Linked DNA regions of Mus musculus: region 2 is linked to region 1. A link is a loop called in an ENCODE intact Hi-C map of the cell type or tissue named here. Cell type or tissue: left cerebral cortex. All regions are shown on one strand. Each heading gives the region's core, and the rest is flanking DNA. Links, peaks and the distances in the headings are about the cores only.

What was found. Peaks named below come from ENCODE experiments on the same cell type or tissue, not always from the same donor. Only the 100,000 strongest peaks of a DNase experiment are listed, where the experiment ranks them.
Region 2: a loop joins it to region 1, with 2.1 times the contacts of the local background. A loop is called at or near these places in 2 of 42 quality-filtered maps.

The regions. Positions count from the first base shown.
Region 1 is chr17:26,309,262-26,319,665 of GRCm38, forward strand. No RefSeq gene overlaps it. Among named protein-coding and RNA genes, the nearest start is that of Luc7l, 62 kb to the left of the region's middle. In left cerebral cortex, for the core only: a CTCF peak has its summit at 5,220 (motif pointing right); a DNase peak (open chromatin) is centred at 5,229.
Region 2 is chr17:26,658,372-26,668,775 of GRCm38, forward strand. No RefSeq gene overlaps it. Among named protein-coding and RNA genes, the nearest start is that of Atp6v0e, 13 kb to the right of the region's middle. In left cerebral cortex, for the core only: CTCF peaks have their summits at 2,029 (motif pointing right), 2,230 and 4,715; DNase peaks (open chromatin) are centred at 2,036, 2,316 and 4,751; H3K4me3 peaks cover 1,558 bases; H3K27ac peaks cover 1,347 bases.

The DNA.
Region 1 (10,404 bases), core at 1,233-9,232:
GGTAATGCACCTGTTCCCAGGAGCAGGATTGACTGGGTAAACAGTTCAGCAGGAAGATCAGAACAGAATGGGTTATTAGGCACCGATGCACAAGATTTATAGCTGTTTGTTCTCTGCTGAGTTCAGGATCTATGTCTATTCGTACTCAGCTGGGCTAGTACTTTCCCACAGAGGCCAAGACATTATTCCCGCAAGCTCTTAAGGTAGTAAATGTTCAAACAAGATCGCTCCCAACATCTCCATTTTCTTAGTATAGAAGGATCGTGGCAATTTTAGTCTTTGCTAAGTGGTGATAGAGGCCTGACCTCCAGTGACTAAAGGGGGCCTTGTAATGGCTCCTGCCCTCCTGGTGTTGTCCAGTGAGGTGTGTGGGGGGGCATACCCTTCCTGATGTCTTTTTCCTGGAGAGGGGATAGTTTGGACACCAACCCCTATTCATTCAGGTTTGTCCCTCGGGGAACCCAGAAAGATATTTTTAGTTTTTGCTTTATATTCCCTTGCAGTGCTTTACCTTGAAACCCGAGCAAGAACTTAATTTGCCAGTCAGAGGGGATTCTGGGTGGCCCCTCTGTACTTGGTCCTGGGGCAGAAGTCCCCCTTATTGGGTGGAGATGGGTTTTGGAAACACCCTGGAGGGAATATCAACCTTGTCTCGAATCTCTTAGTCCACCATAGCTAGTTTATAATAATGCACTTGGATAGGTTTTGCTGCCAAATCATCTATCTGACGTTTCACAAAGTTGTTAAGTCTGTCAAGAGCCCAGGGACCAAAAGAAATAAGCAAAACCAATCCAACTAACAGTCCCAAAATGGAAGGAAGTAGGGTTGACAACCATGGAGAGGTTGAAAACCAATTTTTATACTAGCTCTCATCTTTCTCTCTCTCTCTGTCTGTCTTTTCTCTAGTTCTTCTCTGACTTCTCTCATGCTTTCTTTGACCACCCCTGTCTTGTCTACATAGAAGCTCTTCCTGCTGTAGAAAGATTAAATCAAGTCCTCTGAGATTTTGGAGGACGAACTCAGCTAAGGAGGAGGGAGAATCAGAGAAGTCGTCAATGCCTTGTTGGAGATGCTGGACATCTCTGTCAATGGTGACACTGAGTTCTTGATCCCTAGACTTGGAGAGAACATATGAGGAGATGACAGTCCCCGCGCCCATGGCACCAAGACCTAGGAGGACTGAAACGGTGATGGCAGTTAGGGACTCTCTTCACTGGTGGACCAGTGAAGGGGAGGAATCAGCAGACTGATCTCACAAATGAAAAAAACTCTTCTGAATGATAATAAATCAATCGAGGGACCAATTGTACAAGAATGAGAAAATCAGAATTTTTGGCAGAAAAGGGACTGGCTGAAAGACAGGGGATGAGGCCATCCAGGCAAACCCACCAAGTATCATTTGGAGGAACTAAATACTGGCTACTAATCTCAGGTGCAAGGGTAACATTGCAAAGATGGGCATACTGTGGAGGAGGAGGTGTATTACGAGTCACACAGAGGCCCAATCCCGAGACCTGAGAGAGGGATAAACCATTCCACTCTCCGAGTTGCTAATGGTGGGAATTATTTGTAGGGGTAAAATGGCCAGGAACAGCAATGCCTTCATAGCAAGGTGGTTGGGAATGGTAACACAGCCAGCAATCATCAGCAAGGTTAGGGGAGGGGGCATTGAGTGTAAGGAAGGCTTGATTCACTAAAGTGAGGATAAGGTTTTTGGTCTGAATGGAGGGGGGAGGATTGGCTATGGGAGCAGAGGAAGTTTTTGAGGTCAAGGTATGAGCAGTCTCTGTAAAAGATGGGGGGGGGGTGTGTGGTGGTTTCAGGTTCTTTGGGTGGCTGCGGCTGGGGGACTAAGACAGGGTTGGGACCAATAGGAACTGGCAATTTGGCATGAACAGGTTCATTGAGGAGCTTAATGGTAAAGGTGAGGCCAGTGTCTGTGCCTGATAGATTAAGGCAGAGATCCCATGAAAATCCTCGTGCCCAATTTTTGGACTCAGCATGGTTTGTAAATATAATGGACAGGGGAGGCACCAACCTAAGGTGACATGGTTAGAAGTTTTACAGAGAGGATTAATATTTAAAGAATTCTGGGGGCATGAAAAATTCCAGGAAACAGTAATATAATCTCAGGAGAAGGTAGGATTCCAATAGGCCACCCCCAAGGTCTCACAACCCCAGCTGGCACAATAAAGATCAGTTTTGCCACCGCACTTATGATGGAGGGAGCAGCCATGGTGGTGCCCTGGGCAAACGTAAAAATCTGTATCTTGAAGTAAGGTTCGCCTGATGGAATTATCGCTGCCAGGTTTGGCTAACCCAGTAACCAAAATCAATAAATCTTGAGGAATATTACTCTGGGTGCTGGGCATATTATCTTTTGTGGCGTTGTATAAATCTAGCTGGGACTTAAGACCCCAGGGTGCCACTGTTCTCTGTGCTAGTTTGCAAAGATGGAGGTAAGGCTAGCCGGCCACCAAATACTGGTGGAAGTCTTGGAAATGGCCCAGACAACACCATTTCTCTCTGAGAGGACCACCCAAGTGTAATTCCAAGGGATGTGCCTATTGCAAGGGGATTTGGGTGGAGGCAGTTGAAGGTTGGTGGTTGTTCTAGTCAGCCACAGGATCATGAGTATCCTCACCTGGAGCATCATCTGGAAAGGAAATGAGATTTGTCTCAGGAGGAGACGGTCGCTCCATTCTGGACACAAGCAGGTTAACAGTTTTTACTAGTCTCTCTGGTAACCATATTGGACCACCATTCTCTTTGTCATAGACGCAAGTGGATCCTTGTTCCCAAATAAGGATAGGATCTGGTCCTTTCCACTGTCCAGTGAAGGGATCTTTCCATCCTGAGAATCTTGTGACTTAGGATGCCATACTCGGTCAGCTGCTGACCTGCCTTCATTATCCAGGAACAAGAAGTTAAGAACAAAGAGAGCGTGATTAAGCCTGTTTCGAGGTGTCAAGGGGGAATAAGTGTCTGTAACTTCAGCCAAGAGCTGAAGCATATGTTTTAAAGTATGGTGGGCTCGTTCTGCAAGGCCCTGACCCTGGGGATTATAGGGAACACCAGTGACATGCCTAATGTCAAACTGGGAACAAAACTGTTGGAACTTGGTTCCTGTATAACCGGGGCCATTATCAGTTTTAATGATCTGTGGTTTTCCCATGGCAGTCATGCACTGTAGAGTGTGTGTTATCACATCACACAATGCCTCTCCAGAAAGGGGAGACACATGTATAAATCCACTATAGGTATCAACTGTAACATGCACATATTTTAACCTTCCAAAGGAGGGAAAATGGGTAACATCTGCCATTGTTCATTAGGGATGAGTCCCCTGGGGTTAACTCCCAGGTGAGGAACTGGCAGCAGAGTGGCACACCCACCACAGGACTTAACAATTTTTCTTGCTTGATCTCTAGAAATCTTGAACATTTGGCATAAGGTAGAAGCATTTAAATGATGTAGATCATGAGCCCGTTTAGCCAAGTCTATGGAATCAAGTAGGATGGAGAATGCTGTGTGAGGGGCCTCGTCAGCCAGGGCATTTCCATGAGATAGAGGACCACCCAGGCCAGATGGGCTCTCAAGTGTCCCACAAATAATGGCACTGTCCTTTTAATGATTAGGGATTGAATCTCCACAAATAATTTGGAAGCAGTAGAAGCAGGCTTAATATATGGGGCTGTCTCTAAAATAGGAATAGAATGGGCCACATAGGCACTATCAGTATACAAATTAAATGGGGTCATTGGTAATGTTTTGAAAACCTGAAGAACTGCAAACAGTTCCACCAGCTGGGCAGAGGAATATGAGGACTGTACTGAAGTAACCCGATCTTGTACAACATAGGCAGCTTTGCCTGTTGAGGAACCATCTGTAAACACCAAGGTGCCTTCAAGGAGTGGAGTCTTGGAGGTAACTTTGGGGAAAATTAAGGAGTGCGACTTTACAAATTGTATAAGGGGGTCATTTGGATAATGATTATCTATAACAAAGGAGGCACAGGCTTTGGCCCAATCATCATTAGACTGAAGAAGCCATTCAACTTGTCTGAGGTGTAAGGGATAATGATAATATCAGGATCTTTGTCAAAATATTGTCTGGACATTTTTCTTCCTTTGACGATTAGGGCGGCAGACAAGGAATAATAGGTTGCCAAGACCTTACTTGGACTCGAGGGGAGATATACACATAACAAAGGACACCCCTTTATTACGGGAATCCGGGGCTGCTGTCAGAAGACCCCCACTGGGTATGTGTGGTAGCACAGACAATGAAATAAAGTGAGGCAGGGTAATAAATTTGAAATGAGGTTTGGGAAGGTATGGCTTGACTTATCTGCTGCAGGGCTGAGATGGCTTGTTGCATAAGTGCTCGGGAGGTGAGGGTGGGGGACAAAGGATGGGAGTCTCCTGAGAGGAGTTCATTGAGGGGAACTAGAACCTTGGGAGGAATCTTTAGATGGGGTGATCAAACTGGAGGTTCCTGAGCAACTGTTGAAAATCATGTAAAATCTTAAGGGAGGAAAGTTGAAGCTCAGTCTTTGGGGTTTGACCTGTCCCAACTCGAGCTCATATCCCAGATAGGAATAAGGGTCTTTTATCTGAATCTTTTCAGGGGCAATTTTAAGTCCCTGTGAACTTGGCGTTTTTTGAAGTTGCTGAAGACGTGAGAAGGCCTGTTGCTTATTAGGGGCTGCAAGCAGAATGTCATCCATGTAATGAAGTATGTATATTTGTGGCCAAGCATTTCTAACAGGTTGGATTACATGGACTACATATTTCTGAGCTAGGGTAGGGTTATTTGCCATGCCCTGAGGGAGGACTCGCCACTGAAAGTGGTCCATGGGTCCCTGGAAATGAATTTGAGGAAGGCCAAATGCAAAATGATGACAATCATCTGGATGAAGGGGTATGGAGAAAAAGCAATCTTTTAAATCAATAACAGTTTTAAAGAAGTTTGCTGGGATGGCGGCAGGAGATGGAAGATCAGGCTGTAGGGCTCCCCATAGGAATCATAACTTTGTTAACAGCACGGAGATCTTGTAAGAATCTCCACTTGCCAGACTTTTTTTTAATAACAAAAATTGGGGTGTTCCAGGGGGGAGGAAGATGGTTCAATGTGACCAGCTGCCAACTGTTCCTGCACTATTTCGCAGCTGCCAGTTTCTCTTGAGTCAGTGACCATTGATCAACCCAGACGGGGGCAGTGTTGTTCCAGGAAATTTTCTCTGCGTGAGTCTGGGGAGCAGGCATGGCCGTGACTGTTAGGAAAAAGGCTGTGGCTGGGATTCCAAGCCTCGCCAGTCAGATTTCTGTGTCAAAGTCAAAGGTTCATTTATGCCCTGTGCTTGTCTTCCTAATCCTTGTCCTGGTAGGAATCCCTGGGTCAGCATTTGTTTTGTCACCCCTTCATTGGTGAGACTACCCCCAGAGATTGACTGGTAAATCAGGATTCACACAGGCGACTACAGTGCCTGAATTTCCTTCTTGATCTGCTCACCTAAGGGTCTGAGCACTGCCTTGAGGGTTTTTGGAATGTCCAATCCCCTGTAAATGGGTGGCTGAATCGGTCAGCTGCAGGCAGCCAGCGAAAACCTGTCAGAAATGACAGTGGCATCAGCTCCCCAGTTTAAAAGTCCTTGGAATGTTTTTCCATTTAAATCCAAGATTAGCATGGAGCAAGAGGAAGTAATCTTTTGGGCCCAAAAGGTCTCTGCTATTCCCCTCTTGCCTGGGGCCCTGGTGTCTTTATGGTAGGGATTTGTAGTAGAGACACTGGGAAAAAGCAACACTTGGGCAATGGTCTGTTGTGCTGGTATAAACACAGGACCACCTGTGGTACTTACAAGAATCTGAATTTCTCCCTGATGGTCGGGTTCTATAACTCCAGGTATGATCTGGATTCCCTCTAAGGAAAATGAAGCTCTTCGTAGAACCATACCAAAAGTATTTGGGGGTAGGGGGCCGTGTATGCCTGTAGGCATGACCTGAATGCCCTCCTCAGGGGTGCTGGAGGTGGCACAGAGATCCAATCCTGGGCTGTTTTTTGTAGCTCACTAGAGTTGGGCAAAGGACTGGGTGTGCGATGAGAAATCTGCTGGGGGCGGGGCACGACAAACCCTATTTCCCTGGGGCCTGTCCTGGGGGGTGGAGGTGGGGGCTGGAGGCCCCCTCAGGAAGTTTCCCAAATGCCGTGGCAGTAAGGGTCGTCCCTGGCTGGCTGTTTTGGATCTACACTCATTGGCCCAATGTCGGCCCCTATGTTAGTAGGGGCACAGGGTGGTCAGTAATGCCTGTGCAGGACCAGCTTCTCCCTGGCCCTCAACGGGAGGTCTCCGACTCTGGTGGTGATGGGGAAGGAAGTGGCCGGGTTGTTTACAATTAAAGCAAGTCTTTTGAGAGTTACATAAACCCGCCCTCTGAAGGGCGGTGCCAATCACTAAGCTAATGGTGTGGCTCCTTTTGGCGCCTGGACAAAGGTGGACATACTCTGCCAGTGACTTAGAGCGGTGGTGTTTGAGAATATCTTGGCAAATAGGATTGGCATTTTCAAAAGCAAGCTGTTTAATAAAGGGTTCTCAGGCTCTTGGACCCCGCTAATGAAAGAATTGTAAGATTCATCCACTCCCTGTAGCACCTTAGTGAGTGCAGCGGAGGAGCCTGATTTTGGGGGCAGCTTTCTCCAGGCGGCCAAGCGTGCCTGATGGCCCTGAGCTAGGAGGCCAGGGGAAAAGAGCATTTGGGCTTCCAAGGTGATATAAGGCAGTTTGCCCAAAATCTTCCTTGTGGTCCATGACTTAGTGTCTGGTTGCATGCAGTTTTTAATTTTGATTTCTTTTGCCATCTCTGCCACTTTTGATTTCAATAATACAAAGCCACTGCCAGTGAGTGCAGCTCGAGCGAGATATGAAAATTTGTTAGGCGTAAGCCATCCCTCTGTAGGTGATTCAAGGAGTGCCAATGTAAAGGGAGCCTTGGGACCGTAATTAGACTCTACTGCTTTAAGTTCTTCCAGAATCTAAACTCTAGTGGTTGATAATGATAGCGGGGTGGGACATCATCAGCCAGGGGCGCCGCAGGAGCTTCCTCGGTCTCCTGTGAGTCGGGCTGAAGTTCATCATCTATATCCTCCTCTTTCTCACTCACTTTTTGGTTGGGGACAGGGAATCTCTAAGGACTATGGTTCCACTCCTTAGGGAGAGGGAGAAGGCTAGGACCTTCTTTTTCTGATATTTTTTAGTTTTAACAGAGACCTGAGGCCGCTGTTGCAGGGAAGGTGTTAGATCATGCAATTCGGCCTCTAATGACTGGAGGGCCCTAAGCAGTTGTACTTGTTCCTTTCGGGTCTCTAACATATGACGCAGGGATGCTATGTCAGCAGTTAATTGACAGCGGGCACCAGACATGGCAGGTGGATCAAAGACTGCATCTAAAGTCCCATAGGGTAGTGGCAGAAAGAAAAATGGGAGTGTGGCAGTGCCTCTCAGGGGAGGGGCCTAGGCTAAAGCAGTTGTGGCCGCTTTTGGCTGATCGCGATAGAGCTCCAACTCATAACAAGCTGTCTCCTCCACGAGAGTCGCTCCATCAGTGGGCAGCAGTTTACTATCAAGATCAATGAGGGAAGGATAAAGATCTGCCATCTTAATTTCCTCCATAGGCGGGGGCAAAGGGGGAAGATCTGTGGCACCATCAGCATCGGCAACAGAAGAGGATAAAGGTTCCTCTCTTAAAGGGGAAGAAGGCAGTGTAGTAACGGCTAGGTTAGCGGAAGGAGAACGGGAGAAGGATTCTTTAAGAGACCGCTCTTCCTCGGACACCAAGCGTTGGAGATCTGGCCATTCAGGGGTGGTTTTAAGAATGTTATTAATGAGGGACTAGTAGTTAAAGGCCGTAACAGGTATTTTTGTAGGTCTAAATGCTTCATAATAATCTCTGAAACAATCACCAACTCTGAGCACCTCTTTACATCAATCGTTCCCTCTTGGGGGACCCATGGGCAAATCTCTCCCACAAATTCTAAAAATTTCTTGAAATCCTTTTTCTTAACCCTAGTTCCTCGAGTTTTGAGAGACTCCTTGAGCCCTGTCACAAAAAGTGACTGCTTAGAAAATGCTTGTCCCATGTCTTACTGTATTTCTCCTAAGATCTGCACTGGTTATGTTCTCTTTCCCAGATGGTCTCACAGTTGGGTGGACTGTGGCGTTGTGCAAAACTGAAGCTTCCTGAGATGAGCGGGTAGGCCTACCCTCCAATGATGAGCAGTGTTCTCTTCCTCAGCAATCACCGGGAAGCCAAACGTTCCGGGCACCAGTTTGTCCGGACCCACAGGACAGTCGAACAGGGACTTGAGGGGCCACCTGGAAGAAAATGGGGGAACAAGAAACACAAAGAATGACAGCAAGTCTGATGATTAAGGTGACGAATTTTTATTTTTCCCACACAGGTTATATACTCATAGGAGCAGGAAGGGGGTTGAGGGGGGTCACTTTGTCTCTGGGTAACGCACCTGTTCCCAGGAGCAGGATTGACTGGGTAAACAGTTCAGCAGGAAGATCAGAACAGAATGGGTTATTAGGCACCGATGCACAAGATTTATAGCTGTTTGTTCTCTGCTGACTTCAGGATCTATGTCTATTTGTACTCAGCTGGGCTAGTACTTTCCCACAGAGGCCAAGACTTTATTCCCACAAGTTCTTAAGGCAGTAAATGCTCAAACAAGATCGCTCCCAACAGTACAGCAGTATCACACACCAGGCACATATGTACAGCAGTGTCACAACCTGGCACACACACCAGGCACACATGTACAACAGCATCACACACCAGGCACACATGTAAACATGTACAGCGGCATCACACATCAGGCACACATGTACAGCAGTATTAGCCACTAATCATACATATACACCAGCATCACACCTCATGAATACATGTACAGCAGCATCATACACCAGACACACATGTACAAAGGCATCACACACCCAGCACACATGGACAGAGACATCACACACCAGTCATATTATACAGTGGTAAAAAATGCCTTGAACACATGTACAGCAGTATCATACAGCAGGCTCACCTGTACAGGGGTATCACATACAAGACACACATGAACATTAATTCAAACACCAGTCACACATGTACAGCCACATCACATATCAAGCACACATGTGCAGCTGCATAACACACCAGAAACACATGTGAAGGCACATCACAAATCAGGCACAAAGTACAGCCACATAACACCCAAGGCACACATGTACAGCGGCATCACATATCAGGCACACATGTACAGTGGTATCACACCCAAAGAAGACATGTATAGCAGCATCACAAACCAGGCACACATGTCCAATGGCATCACACAACAGTCACACATGTACAGTGGCATCACATACCAGGTACACATGTCCAGTGGTATCACACACCAGGCATACATGGACAGTGGCATCACACAGCAGGCACACATGTACAACAGCATCAGATACCAGGCACACATTACAGTAACATCACACAACAGTTACACATGTACAGTGGCATCACACACCAGGCCCACATATACAGCACACAGCAATCATAAATATACAGTGGCATCACACCCAAAGAAGACATGTGCAGTAGCATTACACACCAGTCACACATGTACAGTGGCATCACACACCAGTCACACATGTGGAGTGTCATCACACAACAGAGACACATGCACACATGAACAGGGGCATCACACAGCAGGCATACATATACAGTGGCACCAAAACCAAGCCCCATGTGAAGCTGCATTAAACACCAGGGACACATGTGCAAGTAAATGACACACCAGGGACACATGTACAGTGGCATCACACACCAGGAACACATGTACACATGTGCAGCAGCATCACACACCAGCTACACATGTACAGCGACATTACACACCAGGTACAAAGTTACAGCGGTATCACACAAAAATCATAAATGTAGTGTGGTATCACACACCAAAAAACATATATACAGCAGTTTTACACACCAGGCACACATGTACAGAGGCATCACACACCAGGCATACATGTACATTGACATCACACACTAGGCATACATGTACAGCACAATCACACACCAGAAATCCATGTGATGTCACATCACAAATGAGGAACACATGTACACATTTGACACAGTTACACAACAGGCATACTTGTACAGTGGCATCACACACCAGGCACACATGTGCAGGGGGATCACACACCAGGCACACATGTGCAGGGGGAATCACACACCAGGCACACATGTGCAGCTGTATCATACACCTGTCATACATATATAGAGGCATCACACACCAGGCTCACATGTACAACAGCATTACACACCAGTCACACATGTACAGTGGAATCCCGCAACAGGCACATATGTACAC
Region 2 (10,404 bases), core at 927-8,926, 350 kb after region 1:
ACCATTTGCAGCCAGCAAAACCGTGCCTCTGCTAGAGCACGAGGCAAATCATAGCTGCTTCGGACAGTCAGAAGCAGCCTCGCATCCCACATCCCCCAGCTGAGATTAAAGTGAAAGCACGTTCTTTTATTTTTGTGTTCTTAAAGAAACCAAAATTGTCACTACAGCTACCAGTCCTGATGACCCACATGATGGAAGAATTAGCCCCCTCGTTGCCATGGTATATAATGTATGAATGTATATACACACAAGTAAATACAGAAATGAAAAATATTTAAGGGCCAGTGAGATAGCTGGTGTATACGATGACCTGAGTTCAATCCCAGAACCCATGTAAAGTTGGAAGGAGAGAGTATGTGTGTGCTTCCGTATGTGTGCCATGACGCTTGATCACCCTCCCATATAATAATAAATAAAATTTATCTTTAAAAAATTATTTTAAAACTTGTTTTCGGGCTCGAGGTGTAGCTCGGTGTTACAGGCCTCCCCCCACCCCCAGCACAAAGCAACCTGGTGCATGCTTCTCGAAGGTTCGTTATCTGAAGATAGACATGGTATCGTGCGAATGTGAATGGGAACTCATGAGGGAGGGCATTCTCCGAAGACCCCTTTTCCTCCCCGCAGCTGCTCCCTGCCAGTTCTTTGCTGGTGAGGTCATGCATTTCATTCCAACCCATCACTGGGAGGACTTGGCATTCTCGGCATGCCAGGAAGAAACAGAGGCGTAATCACACCCTGGCCACACAGCTAGCAGGTGGTAAAGTTGAAATTCCAACCCAGATCGGCCTGACTACCGGGTTCTGAGGAAGCACGGGGCGGGGGGGGGGGGGGCGGGGGGGCGGTTGGTGGTTGTTCCTCAGCCCTAACGTCATCTGAGCAATGTCAAAACAGAAAGCCAAAACGGAGGAGAGTCAGAGCAAGAGGGCCTTTTGTCTCTTTTCTTACAGTTCTCATGTGGTAGTGACCTCCAACCATAAAATTGTTTTTGTTGCTACTTCATAATTGTAATCTTACTGTTATAAATTGTAAGTGCTTTCAGAAGCAGAGTTGCCATTGGGGTCGCGACCCACAGGTTGAGAACCATTGCGTTAAGCCATCCTATAAGAAAGTGGGAACATTACAGAGTCAGAATGCTTCCACGTCTCCTATCAAAGCTCTGTGCCAGCTTTGTGGAGATGCCGAATAATCACTACTTGATTGAACATTGGAGGAAACCAGCAGCAGGGACAGATCTGAATGTACAGTAGAGGAGGCAAAATAAGGGAGCCAGAGAATGGATGAACTCACTCCCATGAAGCTCTGCTGTGAGGACAACTGTGACCCTGCTGGGCACAGTCATGCTGGCACCTGCCCCCAAGTCTCCATAGAAACAGAGAGAGTGACTGATGGTAGGCCCCGTGGTACAACTTTAATCACAGTAGAGGCAGCCGATAGCAGCCTTTCCCGAGCCCTTCTGACCTGGACACACTGACAGTGGGTGGTACTCCAGTTGCCATGGTCTCTTTAACCACAGTAGGACACTTTGTCCAGGTGGAGCCTTCCTCCAAAAATCTCCAACACAGGTTGCAGAGGCGTCTAGAATAAAGTACTAAACCGGCCCCTGCAGTCCTCAGAGCTCCAGTAAGACTGGCTTTGGACAATTTATCTTCCATCTTACCAACTCTGATAAACTAGGACTATGTACAGGACCAGTGTGAAGATGGCTTTGGGCAAGACATCTTTTCTATATCTAAAGGTCTCCATTTGTTAAGGAAACATTACAACCTTGTATCTAGAATCTGGCACAAAGTAGGTTTTCAGTCCATGCACCATGAATGGATGAGTGGCAGGGCTAGAGACGACGAACGAATAATACTTTGCACAGAATATCACTTGGGTTCCTAAGATGAAAACAGCAGAAACCACAGGCCCTTTCCCTCCCTCCTCACTACTACAGTGCTCAGGACAGGTGCCTCCTTCACAGCTCAGGCAAACCCAGGAAGGACCAAGACTTCACTCCCAGAGGATGCGCAGCGTGTCTCAATCTGACGAACCTGCAGGTGGCGCCCGCGCTACCAGCAATCTTCCAACAGAAGAGCAGAGCTCCGGTGCAAGGCTGAGGAGGGGAAGGCAAGGACCCAGAGGTGGGGGGGGGGGGGGGGGTGGGCGGCCATGGACTCAAGACGGTGAGCTGGCTCTTCCCCAAAGCTCTCACTCGGTTTAAAAAAAAAAAAAAAGGTATAATACAAAAAATAGAAATAAACGGTAGAGAAAGCACACTTCACACTGTCTCCCATCGTGGCGCATCGCACCTATTTCCATCAAACAAAGCTAAGGGTTTACATAATTGTGATTAATTTTAGGAGTCTGAGCGCTGAGAGCCAGTCCTCAGCATAAAAGCCTAAATGTGAAGAGTACGTACGGTAGATGCAAAGGCTGACTTTTGGACTATCCTGGAGTGAGCCAGCCCACACATCTGATTTTCTTAGGAAGATTGATTAGAACTGCTTTGTGCCAGATGCTGTCCTGAACACTCTAGGAAACCCATTTAATTCTCACGACAACCTACTGAGATTATACCTACTCTACAGATCAGAGAGTTAGGACTATAAAACTGACAGTTCCCATGTCCAGCAAGAAAGACACACTTGGGACCAGGTATGGCTTTATGAGCCAAGCAAGGGCTAAACAAACAACGGAGGGGTTGGGGGCGGGGGGACATTTAGGGAGAACATTGGTTCTCCCTAAAATTCTTGGAAGGTGAGAGAACACTTTTTTAAAAGTTCAGATTTGAGGGATCAGGAAGTGTAAGTTAGTGGTAAGGTATGTGTTTAATATGTTGTTATAAGTTCAATCTCTAGCATCAATAAATTACATTTTAATTTAATTTAAAGTAATGCAGATATAACCCTGACCTTCCACCATGTGTTTTTATAGAATTGTATGCAATAGGACCCAAATTTCTGCATATAGAACTTCTTAGTAATTCTGAAGAAGCCAGTCAGATGGCTTTTGAAAGGTGTGTCATGGTGTTTAAAGAATTTGGACAATTACAATCAGCCTGTCACATGGGTAGGGTTCACCCAAATTAAACTAGACACAAGTAGAAAATATTTAGATTTTTTTAAAAGTTCATCTATACTGAATATGTACAGATTTTTTTTTCTTTTCATGTCCTAAGCAATACAGTATCAAAACTCATACAGCCTTTACAGTGTACTAGTTGCTATATCTAGATATGATTATGCAGGAGGACATGCATAGGATATACATATACATATATATGCCAAGTGAACATTATGATGGAATGGACTTGAATAGCCATAGATGGAGGTTCTGTGACCAGGATGCTGAGAGCAACTGTGCAGTATATATCTGTTAAGTTTAAACCCTGACTGAGGTACCTACTTAACATATTACAGTGCACCTGGCCTCCAGGTTCTCCCAGCACCCCTCAGGATGCTTTACATGGTATGGCTGGCAAGCCCTGCCCTCTACCCTGAAATCAAGCTGTGCTGCTTCCCCCCAGAGACTCTTCCCTATATAATCCAGACATTCTGGTTACCCACCCTTCCTTTTTGTACCTTTGGCCTCCCGACTGCTGCACTTGGTTCCTCTCTCTCCCTTCCTCTTCCCCTTTCCATCTTCCCATGGTTCAGGGTCAGTTCTAGCCTGGACTCTTCCAGCTATGTCCGCCTCTGGCTATGTCTCCCTTTTATCTACAATAAACTTTCTCCTTCACTGTTCCTGGGAGCAGTCATGTCCTTTTCTTTCCTTTTTCATTTTTCTTTCTTTTTCTTTTTCTTTTTCTTTTTCCATTTGAAACCCATGTAATTTCTACAGACTCCTTTGTGGTGGGAAAGGGGGGGTGAAGTTTGGGGGTGAGGTGTTTGGGAATGGAGAGAAACTAAAAAGACATCATCAAGGAACTGGGGCTGCATGTGGCTCAGTGATAAAAGGGTTGCTGGGAAATAGGAGGTGGGTCTTCGTCTTGATAAAAATAATTTTTGTTAAAATGGACTCAAAAAGAAGTTGAGAACCATCTTGTGGGCTGTAAATCTCAGCTGTGGCAGCCGGGAGGAGAGATGTAAGAAAAGGCCAAGAAAAGGTTGCAGGCTGGGCAACGGAGGTCTCAGAGCAGCTTGTGCGGGTGTGGGGTAAATGGGTGAGGGAAGAGCTGTCTTCTGGGAATAATGCCCGAGGTGTCATGGCAAGCAAGGTGGGCTTTTAGCCTAGTTTACTGGGCATCCTCCCTTTCCTTTGAAATTTTACATTTTAAAGAGGGGCAATTTGCAGTGCTTCTCTATCTTAAAATGGGTGTGTCATCAAGGAAGCAGGAGGTGGGAGGCCAAGCAGATTTGGACAGAGTCCATCCTCAGTGGTATCCGAGCCGGCTAATGCCTGTCGAAGTACCCAACAGATATATCTTGGTTGGTTGGCTGATTTATGAGAAAGGGTCTCATACACTCCAGGCCAGCTCTTAACTTTTGATCCTCTGGGCTCTCCACCTCCCCAGTACTGGAATAGTAGGAATGAGACACCAAGCCAAGCTAGAAAGGGTCCCAAAGCCCTGGGTTCGGTCCCCGACACAAAACCAGAAACTGAAGCCAGAGAAGCATCGATGAGCTTCTGTTTCAGGCCCTACAAAGCGGTTCCATTAGGGGCTCCAGCCTGAGGTCCTGCCTACTCCGCTACACGGAGAGAACATGCCGAGACTCAACTCCAGCCGCAGGGGGCGCTGTTCTGCTTTCCTGAGGCAGGAAGCGCAGACTCGCGTCCCTTCTGTGCTTGAGCTACAAGAAATGTCATTTCCGGGCCTGCAATGCACGCCACCGGAACCGGAACCGGTGGGTAGTAGTGGTTCCGCCAGGACCCAGATTGTAGGCAGTTCCATCCCTTGGTGACTTCGGACCGCAGCATAAACCTCAAACACCATCTCTATGCCCCCTCCTACATGCTCTGAAAGACCTTGTCTTCCCGGCTGTCCAAGAAACTGCGGCAGAAGTAGAGCGTCTGCTCTATGCCCATTCGCAAGGACCAGGTACATCCAAAGGTCCTCGAGTTCTAGTTACTCAAGGGCGTATAGCTCATGCACCTCGTTATCATGAAATCCTGCAGGAGTCACATACCCCGAGACCTCAGCAAGGCGGCAGAGTGACTGCCGACAAGCTAGACCAGAGCCACTACAGTGCATTGAGTCCCCTTTGCCCTTATCACAAGCAGACTGTCTCCAGGTACAGATCTGACCATTGTTTTAGGGAATGAAGTGAGATAAAGTGAGGGGCTTTGCGTATTGGATGGACATCTGATGGTTGAGAGGTAAATTAGTAAAAAATATAACGAGTGAAGTGGAAAGAGTGGCGAGGCCAGTGATAGGCAGGCCGGGCTGGGCAGTTCCGAGTGCGCACTGCTCTTACAGAGAAACTGAGTGTAGCGCCCAGCGCCCATGTCTGGCAGCGTACAACTGCCTGTAATTCCAGCTGCAGGGAGATTCCATGCCCTGGGCCCTATGGACACTGCAGTCATGTGACATACAGACGTATACACATCATTATACATAGGCCTTTAATCCCAGCACTGAGGAGGCATACAAATTAAGTTTGAGGCCGGCCTGGTCTACACAGATCCAGTTCCAGGATAGTCAGAGCTATATAGAGAGGCCCTGTCTTGAAAAACCAATATGAACCTGAAAATGTTTGCCTTATATAAAGGAGAACGTCAAGAGTCTTCAGGCCACCGCAACCTTGCAAATCGCTCTCCTTTGCAAACAAGCTGGAAAATTCATATTCTCTTCTTTCTCCACATATCCTTCCTGCTACTGCTCTGTTCCTCATTTCATAGTCCGGTTTCTCAAAAGAGTCGTCTCCACCTGCCAAGCATAGTGATCTATGCTTTAATTCCTGGCACTCAGGAGATAGGAGCATGAGACTCTCTCAGGCCAGCCTGGTTTACAGAGCAAGTTCCAGGACAGCAAGGAGACATTGTCTCAAAAGACAGACAGACACAAAGAGAGATAGACAGAGAGAGGACTACCCTGTGTTCCCATTCACTCGTGGATGCTCTCCAGTCTCATCCCTGTCCCAGCTGCTTAGGCTGGGGTTATCAGTAACCTGTGTGGCTAAATCCAGTGGCCACATTCATTGGAGGTGGCACCACCACCTCCATATAAGCATGCTTATGCTTACAGTTGCTGGCAACGTCTCAGACTCCTTTTCTGGGTATTTCTCTCCTCTGATCCCTGACTCCTGGAGTTCCAGGCCTGGGTCCCATCTATTATTTTTCTATCTATACACATATATAGCCTTCTATTCTCCAGGCTTAAGAGAAGTGCTCTGTGGTAGCAGTGCCCCAGTTTTTGGATTTAATTTGAGACATGGCATCACTATTTAGCTTAAGTTGCGGTTTCTGTTTGGTAACTGTGCCCTGCTGCTGAGACACGGGCTCAGACTTCTAAAGCACTCTTGGTCCTAACATTCCTGCTGCTTCTAAAATCTGATTTTCTTCTCAGCTTCTATATCTTAGTAAGTGACATATCTCACCAGATGTCAAGACTTGACATGACAACTCAGCCCTCACAGAGTGGGATCATCTCCCTGTAATCCCGACACTCATTGTCCTATTGTGACAAAAGCCTTTGTGTCAGCTTAGCAACTCCTCATATCTCCTTTTCTGAACAGAAATGGTACTTGTGTATTTCCTCGTTAACTCTTTTCTGCCTCTCACACTTTAGTTCTGTGTGCCAGAGAGCCATCTTGTTTGCTGGCTGGGCTCAGTCCAGAGCCTGGCCCCCAACAGAGCTCTGTCAACATCTGAGTAGGGAAAAAAAAATCTTATTAACTAGATGAATATAAAAGGTATGGTATAAAGGACTTTACAATATATGTTTACACATCACCTAGATGTATATGAGTTGTGTTTTCTTTTAGATATGAAGAAACTAAAAGTCAGGTTAAATAATACAGAACATGTAGCTGACGATGACGTCAGATTTATGATCTTCCTGAGTGCTGCTGGACTTACAGGCGTGTGCTGCCATGGTAGACCTCTGCAGTGCCAGGACTTGTGAGTTGTAAGCAAACCCCCACCACTGCTGTCTTCACTCCCAGACGCAGGGTAATTTTGTGGTTGTGGTGCTGGTCTGACCTGAGACATCAGGCAACCAAGGAACAAGTATACAGCACAAAAAAAAAGCTAGCTCTGGCTGCCAAGACTGTTTTGTTCAGAAGTTTATATGTTCAGCCCACGTGTTCCTGACAGCTTCCTCCGTGTGCTGTGCTGTCCTAGGTGGTTTGAGAATCCTACAAAGGTTAGCAGGTCAGCAGGGTAGTCCTAGTGTACAGAAACCAGTAAGTCATCTACATCAATCGGGTACAGCATAAGAAGGCCAAGGGCACAGCTGTCTACGTGGACACCCAACCCAGTAAGGTTGGGTTGACATGGCTGGGTGCACATGTCAGAGCTTTCTGAACAGGTGGTCATGTCCAAGCAGGCGTAGTGGCATCAACAAGGGACTACAGCAGCAGTTTGCAACCTGTGGGTCAAGATCCCACAGGGGTTCATATCAGATAGAAATATGACCATTCATAAGAAAAGAGTTATGAAGTGGCAGTGAAATAATTTAATGGCTGGGGTCTCCACTACATGAGAAACTGTTACAGGGTCGCGGCATTTGAAAGGTTGAGAACCACTGTTTTCGAGGTGCTTCTGTCTTGCCATTCTTGATGATGCTGTACCCCCAAGTGGATGGCAAGAGGGCCCACAAATTCTAAGTACCACTCGTTCACTAAGAAGAGTCCCGAGAGAGAACAGGGCAGAGCTCTCTTCCTGGGCCTCCCCACTCAGCTAAGAAGCGCTGTTCACCTGTTCACTCTCATTTCACATGCTGGAGAAGCTTTCTTCTCTGAGCGTCAGCTCTATAAACTGCATGGTTAGGGTCTCCTCTTCTTAGTTCCTGAACTGTTATCCAGTAGCTGGTGAGAATCCAGATTTTTTTTTCCCTAAGTATCTTGCCAGCCAGCGCTGTAAGCAACGTTTCCATCCCTTCACCGAGCTGTGGAAACCTCAGAGAATCCAGGGTCTCGAGGCTGGCTGGCAGGGGGAACCCAAGAGAAGGGCCACTGCTCAAGATTATGGAGATTTACATTCCTCCCACTTACAGCTCTGTGTCGTCTCCTAACAGGCGATTGAGCTTTAGGAGAGATGCGAAACACGGTCGCCCTGGGAAGTCATTCTTTGATCAGAATGCATTAAACAGATTTTATTCCTTTGCATGCTGCAGTGGAACACGGGGCCTTGAGTATGTCAGACACACGCTGGACCGCCTAACTCCACCTCCTGTTCTCCCTGGATGCAAAGCAACAACTGATAGGCATGGAGGCACACACCGTTAACGTTAACACCCAGGCAGAGGCTGGTGGAGCTTTGAGTTCAAGGTCAACCTGAGAGACAGTATCTCAAAAAAAAAAAAAAGGTTAAAAGCAAGAAGTATTCTTTTTTGTTTTGCTTACTTTTAAATCAATTACTGTGATTTTTACATTAGGTCTCACTATGTAACCCTAGCTGGTTGGTCTTGAAGTCGTAATCCTGGCCTCTTGAATGTCGGGATAACAGGTAAGCAATGCCTGTCTTTAGGCTGTGAGTGTTGAAGTTCGCCCACCCAGCCCGACTGTAGGGGTGACAAGCTTGTTCTCTTACTTCCCACCCTCTCACTTGTTCATATTCCCCAGGGTGAAGTGTGTGTCTCGCATGAAGCTTAGTAATTCTTAAATCCACACAAACTTGATTTGTGTTTGTAAAATATATACCCAGCTTAGAGAGTGGTTGCCCACCACATCAGAGCTGCAACCTGCTGAGCGAGGGTAAGTGATATAAAGAGCGACTTAACTAGGAAGTCCTGTGTCCATGTTTTTTGTTACTTTAGGTATTGTGAGATCTATTTCTATTTTATGTTGGTATAGGTGTTTTTGCCTGCATGTGTATCTGTGTATCATGCATATGCAGTGCCGGAGGAGGTCAAGAGAGGGCATCACCAACTCCAAGAGGGTTGCAAGCCACTGTGTGGGTGCTAAGAATGAGACCAGAGTCCTCTGGAAGAGCAGTCAATGCTCTTAACTAAGCCTGCTCTTCAATCCCACAGTGATGGTATTTTCTATCAAGTTTTGTCTTCACTCCCAGTCAGCTTAAGCTTGGAAGTCCAAAAGTTGGGTTTGATACTAAGTTTACAGTTGTGCAAGAGTTCTCTAGAGGAACAGAACCTATAGGATGAACATATACAAAAGGGACATTTATTAGATTACTTACACACTGTGACGTGGGTAATTCAAAAGTGGCTGTCTTCACACTGGAGAGCCAAGACTCCAGGAGCTACTCAGTTGTAGCTGGCTTTAACTACTTTGCAGGTTCTTCTTTCTTCCACCCTTCTCTACTCAGCCCTTTCAACCCCCTAACACTAGATAAGAGAGGTAAAAGGATACAGAGGAAATGAAGGAGATTTCTGAACAAAATCAGGGATCAGAAAGAGGTTGATGTTAGACTACTTGCTGATTAGGGGTGTCGAGTTCCTCCGGGCAAGTTTGATCTTTGCCATCAAGGTATCTAATTTCTTCTTGTTTCTTCTTTATGCATAACAAACCATGACCATCACCAAACCAACCGACAATCCACTCTGCTTCTCAGGGCCCTAGCATTTATATCTCCTCTGAAAAGTTCCCAGGATTTCAAATGGTGCACACTTGCAGAAGCTATCTGCAGGTGTCAAAATCACACCTCTGCTAGGGCAGGAGTCAAATCACGGTCACCTGCTGTGGACAATCTGAAGCATACCATACCTGGGATTAACAAAAGCACATTCCTATCATGTTTCTGGTTTGTTTAAAAAAAAAAAAAAACATAAATTAGCCGGGCGTGGTGATGCACGCCTTTAATCCCCACACTTGGGAGGCAGAGGCAGGCAGATTTCTGAGTTCGTGGACAGCCTGGTCTACAGAGTGAGTTCCAGGACAGCCAGGGCTACACAGAGAAACCCTGTCTCGAAAAACCAAAGAAAGAAAAAAAGAAAAACCAAAAAAAAAAAAAAAAACCCAAAAACATAAATTCAAAAATTGTCACTACATCTTCCCTCTCCTTTTTTAAAGCATTAATTGTGCTGTATGTAGGGAGAGAATTATAAATGGAGACATTTTTAATGAAATACGTGCCTTTTGAGTCAGTGGCCAAAGTTTTCAGGAGACTTCTGCTCAATTTTAATTTTTATAACTTTTGATATCTAGAGCTTTTCATTTCCTGTGGAGATATAAGCAAATCAGCACCCCCAGCTTCCATCTAATATTAATACATTCTTATCATATATAGGCTGATTTAATTTCATAGTTTCTTCTATAACCCAGTGTTTCTCAGCTGCTGTTGTGCCTTTCTCAGTAACATTCA